2 separate regions of the Homo sapiens genome follow, and region 2 is linked to region 1. A link is an interaction called in ENCODE POLR2A ChIA-PET data of the cell type or tissue named here. Cell type or tissue: PC-3. All regions are shown on one strand. Each heading gives the region's core, and the rest is flanking DNA. Links, peaks and the distances in the headings are about the cores only.

What was found. ChIA-PET counts read pairs that join two places held together with the same protein. Peaks named below come from ENCODE experiments on the same cell type or tissue, not always from the same donor. Only the 100,000 strongest peaks of a DNase experiment are listed, where the experiment ranks them.
Region 2: POLR2A ChIA-PET joins it to region 1 with 12 read pairs; 1 of 35 experiments calls an interaction of 5 or more read pairs at or near these places.

What each region holds. Positions count from the first base shown.
Region 1 is chrX:45,732,819-45,738,204 of GRCh38, reverse strand. No RefSeq gene overlaps it. Among named protein-coding and RNA genes, the nearest start is that of MIR221, 11 kb to the left of the region's middle. In PC-3, for the core only: no CTCF peak of the experiment used is centred there; a DNase peak (open chromatin) is centred at 2,384; H3K27ac peaks cover 3,799 bases.
Region 2 is chrX:45,443,038-45,448,423 of GRCh38, reverse strand. No RefSeq gene overlaps it. Among named protein-coding and RNA genes, the nearest start is that of LINC01204, 60 kb to the left of the region's middle. In PC-3, for the core only: no CTCF peak of the experiment used is centred there; a DNase peak (open chromatin) is centred at 2,143; H3K27ac peaks cover 4,032 bases.

The sequences.
Region 1 (5,386 bases), core at 327-5,326:
GCAACTTTCACAAATAAATCAAATGCCTATAGATGTCTGTGTCTACTTCTGGGATATGTATTCTATTGGTCCATTTGAATATTCTTGTACCAATAATACTTTGTCTTTATTACCATAGCTGTATAGGTTAAAAAAATGTTTTTAGAGACAGGGTCTCACTCTGTCACCTAGGCTGGAGTACATTCTTGACCTCCTGGGCTCAAGTAATCCTCCTGCCTCAGCCTCCCAAGTAGCTGGGACTACAGGTGCACACCATCATGCCTAGCTAAGTTTTTCTTTTTTTTGTAGAGATAAGGTCTTGCTATGTTGCTCAGGCTGGTCTCAAACTCTCCTGAAGTAATACTCCTGCCTCGGCTTCCCAAAGTGCTGGGATTACAGGTGTGAGCCACCACGCCTGGCCGCTATATAAGTTTTGATATCCACTAGAGCTGTTCTTTGATATTGCTTTGAATATTTTAGCTCTTTGCATTTGTGTTATAAATTTTAGAATCCATTGTAAATTTTGCCAAAAATGTTAGGATCTTAATTGGAAACGTAGTTAATCAATTTGGAGAGAATTGATATTTATGCTTTATAGAGTGTTCTGATATGTGAATACTGGGATCTCTCTACTGGTTTAGGTCTTTAATTTCTCAAATGTTTTAAAGTTTTCTGTGTGGAGCTTTTGCACATCATACATTAGATTCATTCCTAAGTATCTGATCTTTTGTGATGCTACCATACATGGTATCTCAAAATTTCGCTTTGTAATGAATTGTCCTGGTATATAAAAATGCAGTTCGTTTTTTTGACTTCGTATCCAGCAACTTTGCTAAACTTATTTGTTAATTCTAAGGTTAATTGTAGATTTTTGACTATGTACACAAATATATCTATGAATAGGTTTTCTTTCTTCCTTTCTAATCTTTATATTTCTTATTTATCTTTGTTTACTAATTGTACTGGCTAGGGCATATAGTGCAGTGTTGAATAGAGGAGTGCATAGAGAGCATCTTTGTCTTATTCTCAGTCTCAAAGGGAACACTTAGCATTTCACCAGTAAGTATGACGTTTGCCCTAGGTTCTTTGTAAAAATAGGCCTTTTAAGGCAGTTTACCTCTCTTTTGAGAGTGTTAAATTTTTTTCATGAGTAGATAGTGAATTTTATCAAATGCCTTTTCTGCATTTACTGAGATGATCATCTGGTTTTTGTCTCCTTTGTTTAGTTAATGTGGTGAATTGCACTGATTTTTTAAAAACAACTTTATTGAGGTATAATTTACATATATTAAAATGCACCAATTTTAAGTATAAATTCAAAAAGTTTTGATAAATATATACCCATTAGCAATCATCACAACCAAGATATAAAACATTTTATTATCCTAAAAATCCCCCTCATGTCTCTTTTAGGTCAATTCCCACACCCCTCCCACCCCCACAAGGCACACACTCACCCCCACAAGGCACACACTCACCCCCACAAGGCACACACTCCCACCCCCACAAGGCACACACTCACCCCCACAAGGCACACACTCACCCCCACAAGGCACACACTCCCACCCCCACAAGGCACACACTCCCACACTGGCTTTCTGAACAGTAGGGTGAGGGCTATCATGGTGGGAAAGGCCAAATGGAAGTCATTAGAGCTGCCTCTATCTAGAAAAATAGTAAACTCGTTTTCTAGAGTTTTATGTAAATGGAATTATATATATAGCCTTATGAGTCAAGCTTCTTTCTTTTTCTTTTTTCTTTTTTTTTTTTTGAGATGGAGTTTTGCTCTTGTTGCCCAGGCTGGAGTACAATGGCACGATCTCGGCTTACTGCAACCTCCGCCTCCCGAGTTCAAGCGATTCTCCTGCCTCAGCCTCCTGAGTAGCTGGGATTACAGGCATGTGCAACCACGCCTGGCTAATTTTGTATTTTTAGTAGAGACAAGGTTTCTCCATGTTGGTGAGGCTGGTCTTGAACTCCTGACCTCAGGTGATCTGCCTTCCTTGGCCTCTCAAAGTGCTGGGATTATAGGCGTGAGCCACCATGCCTGGCCGAGTCAGGTTTCTTTCACTTGGCATGTTTCTCAGATTCATCTGTGTTTCATGAATCAGTAGTTCTTTTTTACTGCTTGGTAGTATGCTATTAAATGGATATATCACAGTTTGTTTATCTATTCATCTTTTAATGGACATTTGGGTTGTTTTTAGTTTTGACTATTGAGAATAAAGCTTTTTATGTACATTAAACCTTTGTATAGTCATATATTTACCTTTGTCTTGGGAAAATACTTATGAGTCACAGGTAGGTATATTTTTTATTTTATAAGAAACTGCCAAACTGTTTTCCAAAGTGATTGTACCACTTTATGTTCTCACCTACAATTTATGAGTGTGCCATTTGTTCAAACATTCTTGCTGACCCTTGATATTGGCAGTCCTTAATTTTAGCTGCACTAGTGGCTATGAGTAGTATCTCATTGTGGTTTCAAATTGCACTTCCCCAATGACTAAAGATGTTGACTTTCTTTCATGTGTTTATCTGCCATTCATATGCCTTTTTTGGTTAAATATCTCTTCATATCTTTTCCCGTTTTTAGATGGAATGTTTGTCTTCTCATTATTCAGTTTTAAGAGTTTTTATATATTCTGCATAGAGACCCTTTATTAGACATGTGTTTTGCTAATATTTTCTCCCAGCCTGTTGCATGCCTGTTCTTTTTCTTTTTCTTTTTTTTTTTTTTTTTTTGAGACGGAGTCTCGCACTGTCGCCCAGGCTGCAGTGCAGTGGCCCGATCTCAGCTCACTGCAAGCTCCGCCTCCTGGGTTCATGCCATTCTCCTGCCTCAGCTTCCTGAGTAGCTGGGACTACAGGTGCCCACCACCACGCCCGGCTAATTTTTTGTATTTTTAGTAGAGACAGGGTTTCACTGTGTTAGCCAGGATGGTCTGGAACTCCTAACCTCGTGATCTGCCCGCCTTGGCCTCCCAGAGTGCTGGGATTACAGGCGTAAGCCACCACGCCTGGCGCCTATTCTTTTTCTTAACAGTATTTGTATTAGTCTGTTTTTACACTGCGATAAAGATACTACCTGAGACTGGGTAATTTATGAACAAAAGCGGTGCAGCTGCAGAATTCCCACACTGGCTCTCTGAATAGTAGGGTGAGGGCTATTACGGTGGGAAAGGCCAAATGGAAGTCATTAGAGCTGCCTCTACCTAGAAAAATAGTAAATCAAAAACAATATCACATCCCTGGAGGGATTGCGGAGATTAGTGCCACCATCAAGGACTTGAATGACACAGGGGTGGTGATTTCCACCACACTCCCGTTCAACTCTCCTATTTGGCCTGTGCAGAAGACAGATGGATCTTCGAGAAAGACAGTGGATTTTCTAAGCTTAACCAAGTGGTGACTCCAATTGCAGCTGCTGTACCAGATGTGGTTTCATTGCTTGAGCAAATTAACACATTTCCTGGTACCTGGTATGTAGCCATTGCCTTGGAAAATGCCCTTTTCTCCATTCCTGTCCATAAGGCCCACAAGAAGCAATTTGCCTTTGGGTGGCAAGGCCAGCAATATGCCTTTACTGTCCTACCTCAGGGTTATATCAACTCTCCAGCTTTGTGTCGTAATCTTATTCGGAGAGACCTTGATCGCCGTGCTTCCTCAAGATATCACACTGGTGGCGGGGGCGGGGCACGGGTGGTGGTGGCGGGGAGGCCCTGGGCCTGGCCCACAAAGCCATTTTTCTCTTCTAGGCCTCTGGGCCTGTGATGAGAGGGGCTGCTAGTCTGATATGCCCTGGAGACAATTTCCCCATTGTCTTGGCTATTAACATTCGGCTCTTTCACCTGTGCAAATTTCTGCAGCCTGCTTGAATTCCTCCCCAGAAAATGCGTTTTCTTTTCTACACATGGTCAGGCTGCAAATTTTCCAAACCTTTATTCTTTGCTTCCCTTTTAAATGTAAGTTCCAATTTCAAACCCTCTCTTTATGAATGCACATGACTGAATGTTTTCAGAATCAGCCAGTTCAACTATTGAATGCTTTGCTTCTTGGAAATTTCTTCCACCAGATACCCTAAATCATCTCTCTCAAGTTCAAAGTTCCACAGATCTCTAGAGCAGGGGCAAAATGCTGCCAGTCTCATTGCTAAAGCATAGCAAGAGTGACCTTTGCTTCAGTTCCCAATAAGTTTCTCATCTCTATCCGAGACTACCTCAGTCTGGACTTCATTGTCCCTGTCACTATAAGTATTTTGGTCAAAACCATTCAACAAGTCTCTAGGAAGTTCCAAACTTCCCCGCATCTTCCTGTCTTCTTCCGAGCCCTCCAAACTGTTCCAACCTCTGCCTGTTACCAAGCTCCAAAGTTGCTTCCATATTTTCAGGTTATCTTTATAGCAGTACCCGACTCTGCCAGTACCAATTCTCCGTATTAGTCCATTTTCACACTGCTATAAAGATATTACTCAAGACTGGGTAATTTACAAACAAAAGAGGTTTGAGTCACAGTTCCACATGGCTTTGGAGGACGCAGGAAACTTACTATCATGGCAGAAGGCAAAGGGGAAGCAAGGCACATTTTACATGGCAGCAGGAGAGCAAGAGCACAGGGGAAACTGCCAAACACTTTTGAAGCATCAGATTTTATGAGAACTCACTCACTATCACAAGAACAGCCTGGGGGAAACCGCCCCCATGATCCAATCACCTCCCACTAGTTCCCCCCCTTGACACATGGGGATTATAATTGGAGATGAGATTTGGAGCCAAACATATTAATGTTGTTCAAAGAAGAGAAGTTTTTGACATCTAATTTATCTACTTTTTTAAAAATTCTTTAGATTTTTAAAAAATTTATTTTTAATTGACTAATAATTGTATATATGTGATTCAATGTGGTGTTTTGGTATATGTTTACAATATAGAATGATTAAATTCAGCTAATTAACAAACCTATCACCTCAAATACTTACCTTTCTGTGGTGAAAACATTTAAAATCTACTATTGTGGCTATTTTTAAATATGCAATATATTATTATTTATTATAGTCACCATTCTGTACAATAGATTACTAAAGCTTATTCCTCCTGTCTAACTGAAAGTTTGATAAGCTTCTTCCATTTTCTCATCCACTCCCATTCTGAGCCTCTTGTAACCATCATTTTGCTCTCTACTTCTGTGAGTTCACCTCTTTTAGATTCACTTATAAGTGAGATCATGTGGTATTTGTCTTTCTGTGCCTTGCTTATTTCATTTAACATAATGTCCTCCAGGTTTGGCTATATTGTTGAAAATGACACAATTTCCCTCTTTTAAAGGCTGAATTGTATTCCATTTTGTATCTATACTACATTTTTAAATTGTTTTACTTTTAAGAGTACCATGCTTTTTATATCTTATT
Region 2 (5,386 bases), core at 176-5,175, 290 kb after region 1:
CTCTTCCTATGCAGGTGCAAACCATCACGCATAGTATTAGATAAGTGTTCATAAGACCAGAAGCATCAGCATCACCTGGGAACTAGTTAAATCTGTGAAGTCACATTCAGAACTACCAAATCAGAAACTCTAAGGTTGGGGACCTTGTCATTTGTATTCTATTAAGCCTTTTAGGTGATTTTAGTGGAGGATGAAGTTTGAGAATCACTGCTTTAGAATCATTAGTCATCCTGAACTATAGATGATATCAGATTTTAGCATCTCCCCATCTGACTTATTATAGGTCTATTTGTGTTTTCCAGCTACCAGTACTGCCTGCATAATTTGCTAGCTCAGTGCAAAATGAAAATGTGGGGCCTCTTGTTTTAAAAGAAGGAAAATAGTGTCAGTAAAAGTATACAGAGGCCTTTTCCTTTCTTACCCATCTCTCTTGACTTGTCACAGTGTTTTTTTATTTGTAATTTACTATCATTCTGATTAAAGAAAAATGAAAGGTTTTAAGTTACTAGCATAAATTTTACCATTCCTCTTTATATTGTGTAATATCAGTTTGAATTGCAAATATTAGAGTATTTAACCCATATGCAGAATCACAAAACTTCACAGTTTGTATTTTGTGGAAGGTGCTTTGAGTTGGCCCGAAGAGACAGACACAAACCAGGTTCAGGAAGTTGCAAGGAGAAAAAGAGGATCCCTCAAGACAGAGCAAGTTGACAGCAGTCTCAACATGGGACACTCATAGGAAAAGTGCAGACTCTCCCAGACACCTGGGGCCTCTGCCTGCTACATGGGGTATACTCACTTGGGCCTGATAGTCAACAGGTTCCTCCTCCCCCAAGCTGCTTAACCAACACTCCAACAGAGAAGTGGAGCCTGGGGAATTCCAGCAAGTATTCTTCCCATGGTCTGCTGCCCCAATCCACAACAGATGGATGACCTCTACAGATCTTTAAACCTCCATGCCAGGACACAGTCAGTACATAGATCAGGGGTGGGCAAGGGGATTGCCCTCACTAAGACACACAATTGCCTACCAGATATGACATGGTACTACCAGTCTAAGGGCAGGGACAGCCATTGCCATGCCCATCCAGGGATTCCACAGAGTGAAAGCACACAACCCTGCCTTCCCCACACTCATACCCATGCCCTTGTCAGGGACAAAGAGTATCAGCTGTTGGGGCTGAGGGCAGGGACAGCCACTGCCATGCCCATCCAGGGATTCCACAGAGTGAAAGCACACAACCCTGCTTTCCCCACACTCATACCCATGCCCTTGACAGGGACAAAGAGTATCAGCTGTTGGGGCTCAGGTAAGGTGCGACATGGGGTATCAGGGGCAGGGGAGCATATGGCTGAGAAGCTGTCTCAGGTTGGGGGCAGGAGGCAAGACCTTCCTTGAGTTGAGGCTCCAAGCTTCTTGCATATTCCCCGTTGTCCATTCAGACATCATTTACAAAACACAAATTCCAAAATACAATTATTAAGAATTTGAAGATGGTGACCAGGTAGCATTAAGCTCCCAGATCAGGGCTCTTCTAAGCATAGGGTCCTGTGTAACTATACTGCTCACATGCCCATGAAGCCAGTCCTGCCAGCTACTCCTGAAATGGGTAGGATAAAACCTGACCAGATCAATGGCATACCTATCCAGACTCCACACTGCCTTAGGAATAGAGTGGATCTCCTCAACTAGTTTTAAAAAAACCTTCAGAATCTAACCCCTGATCATTTCTTCAATCTCATCTTTACCTAGTACCCCCTCTGCAACTATAGATTTTAGCCAAACTGAACTTACTAGCAGTTGCTTTAATCCACAAAGCTCTTTCTCAACTGCCTGTTGCTTCTGCTTCTGCCTGGAATGCTTTTCGCTTTCACTACCACCACCTGCACCTCCACCTTCCCCTACTTTTTCTCCTACTCTATCTTTCAGGTGAATACTCTAGATGCATCTGGCATCCTGTGTGGTACTGTACCATAATGCATTCAACCCAAGTGTGGGAATTAAAGTTGCCTGTTTACCTGCCTGTCCCCACAATAGCTATAAACTCCAAGAAGGAAGAGCTGGTGTCTTGTTCACTATATCTTCAGTGCTTGACAGAGTATTGGCAAGAGTAGGAAACAGTGACACTAATTAAATGGATGACTGGTCCAAGCTGTAAGACTCAGTGTGCTTTCACTGAAACAACCGCCTGTCAAAGTATCTTATGACTAAATGCTGTAATCTTTTATTCTCTGAGTCACACACAGAACTACTTCCTTTTTTGAGATTGTTTTTGTATCTGTCATATAGTTTTAAGTGGTTGAAGTTTATAGGACTTTCTTCAGATGAGATGCAATCTCTTCTTGCTTCAGTAGAATTTATACCTTAAAGATTTTTTAATCTTTCCTATTCTTCACTTGCTTCAAAAGTATTTATGATAACCGCAAGTGGTGGTGACCCCAGAATTATGATCTGAAATGCCTTTGGATCATCAGCACAGGATTTTGCAAGTAAGGCTGTGCATAGGTCAGGGCTCTCCAGGCAGGTCAGCATGCTTAAAGTCTTTAGGCTTAGAAGCCCTTAAAATATAAAAATAAATAAAATGAACATCAGTTACATTTTCTCTCACTGTGTACTCAGACATAAAAACCTCTCATTTTCTAAGAACCCTAAAGAGACAACTTGGGATTCACCTGAATCATTTGTCGTTGGCTCCTAAGAGATAGATAAAAATTAGGCGATAGCACAGCACGTGGAGGGAAGGAAATTCAGATGTCTTTGCTGCCCATTCCCTTCAGAGTGGGGCTCCACTTTGTCACAGTGTTCAGAGGTCAGAATCCAGAGCCCCAGCAAGAGCTCAAACATGCAGCGGCCCTCTGAGCTTTCTACCACCCAGCATTCATATTGACTTGGCTTTGAGGCTAACAATGGAAAGCTAGAGTTAGATTTGTCAAACTGTGCCTTGTATAAATTTGCTTGGTGTCTGAAGGCTGTTTTGAAAGTATATTTAGGCTTCTGGTACTCTTGTGAAATTAATTGTTTAAAAATAGCTTGTTTGGTGGGTATAACTTCTGAAATAATTCACTTTTTTAAAGTAACACTGTAATTTTTACTCAGTGGCAATGTGTTTGTTCTAAAGTACACATAGTTTATAATGGAAAGTAAGCCATGATCATGTGACTCTTCTGGAGAAAGAAGAGGTATTATATTTGCTTCACTTGACCCAGAGGTGCACAACCACAAGGACAGAAAAACATTTTGTAACTTCTATAGCTACTTTTTACTTCACTTGTCTAACATTTATTTAATTATTCATATTTTTCAATTTCTCTTCCTACCTATAACAGTAACTATGGATCACAAACTGTGTGCACATTTATTCTGTAACAGTATAACAAAATGGTTAAAAACACACCCAGCATCGGGAGCCAGAGTGCCTGGATTCAAATCTGAACCCCAGCTGGCTCACTTGCTATGAGACCTTGGGCTTCTCTGAGCCTCAGTTTCCTCATCTATAAAAAGGGGATAATAATACTGCCCACCCCACAGAGTTTTTGTGTGGTGCTATTACATGGGTCAATATGTTTCTTTATATTTAGCACTATAGATGTATTAGATAGGAATCACATTAGCAAGATGGCAGACTAGACGTTTTTATTATTATCTTTCCACAGAAGCATAGACAAGGGTTGATAACCACTCATGGATGACAGCACCTTTATGAGAGTCCAGTTGTATACTGGAGAAGTTCCGGCACAACATTGGAGCAAAAAATTTGAAAGTACATGCATTGAAGATGGTTAAAAAGAAGAGTTTCACTTTACTTCCATCACCTCTCCCTCAAGGCAGCATACCTCAGTGCCCAGACAGATCCCCCAGGTCCACAATTCCTTTGGACTGTGAGAACATAGTGAGTGCTCAGCTTCCACAGGCATTCAGGATGCTGCCCAAGAGGGCAACATTTTTTCTTGTCTGACATAGAATACTGACGTGATCGGCATAGCTGAGTGGTTGGGAGAGGCTGAGAACAGGGAATAGAGGCAGAGACTCACAGAAATTAGGGCCTGATGTCACCTGATGTCAACAAAGGGCCACAGATCCTACCAACCACTTCACAGACTTCATCAGGAAGCCTGCCCATGAGGTGCTGAAGACTCCCTGCCTGATGACCTCCCCACCAATTGACCCATAGGCACCTCCAGTGCTCTATATTTCTCACCTCCTGCAACCCATGACTGGCTCCCTATGCACACTCCCACAGAAGGCAAATGTCAGCCTCTGTGGATAGCTCAAGAGCATGAATGGTTAGCTGGCCTGACTCCGTGGGACTGGAGGAAGGCGCATGAACTTGAGCATTTCAGGGCACCACTCTAAGGAAAAAAAAAAACAGGAGGCTGTCAGCACCTGACCTTTGTGGGATCAAGAGAAAGCACACAAACTTAAGAATTTTCTCCTAAGAGGGAGCAAGAAGGTAGTTCTGTTTTAAGTTCTTTGAGAAATCTCCAAACTGCTTTCCGCAGTGGCTGAACTAATTTACATTCCCACCTGCAGTGTATAAGTGTTCCCTTTTCTCCACAACATTGCCAGCATCTGTTATTGTTTGATTTTTTGGTAATAACTATTTGGACTGGTGTGAGATGGCATCTCATTGTGGTTTCCATTTGCATTTCTTAAATGATTAGTGATGTTGAGCATTTTTTCATATGCTTGTTGGCCATATGTATGTCTTCTTATGAAAAGTGTCTGTTTGTGTCCTTTGCCCACTTTTTAATGGGGTTGTTTTTTTGCTTGTTAATTGTTTAAGTTCCTTATAGATTCTGGATATTAGATCTTTGTCATATGCATAGTTTGCAAATATTTTTTCCCATCCTGTGGGTTGTCTACTCTGTTGATAGTTTCTTTTGCTGTGCAGAAGCTTTGCAGTTTAATTCATTCTACTGTAAAGACATCTGCATTTGTATGTTTATTGAAGCAATATTCACACTAGCAAAGACATGGAATCAACCTAAATGCCCACCAATAGTAGACTTGATTATGAAAATTGGATACATATACACCATGGAAGACCATGCAGGCACAAAAAAGAACAAGATCATGTCCTTTGCAGCAACATGAATGGAGCTGGAGGCCATTTTCCTAAGCAAACTAACACAAGAACAGAAAACCAAATACCACATGTTCTCACTTATAAGTGGAAGCTAAACATTGAGTACATATGGACACAAAGAAGAGAATAGATACTGGGGCCTGCTTGAGAGTGGACGGTGGGAGGAGGGTGAGGATTGAAAAGCTACCTACTGAATACTACGCTTATTATCTGAGTGATGAAATAATCTATACACCTAACCCCCGTAACGTGCAATTTACCTGTATAACAAGCCTGCACATACTCCTGAACCTAAA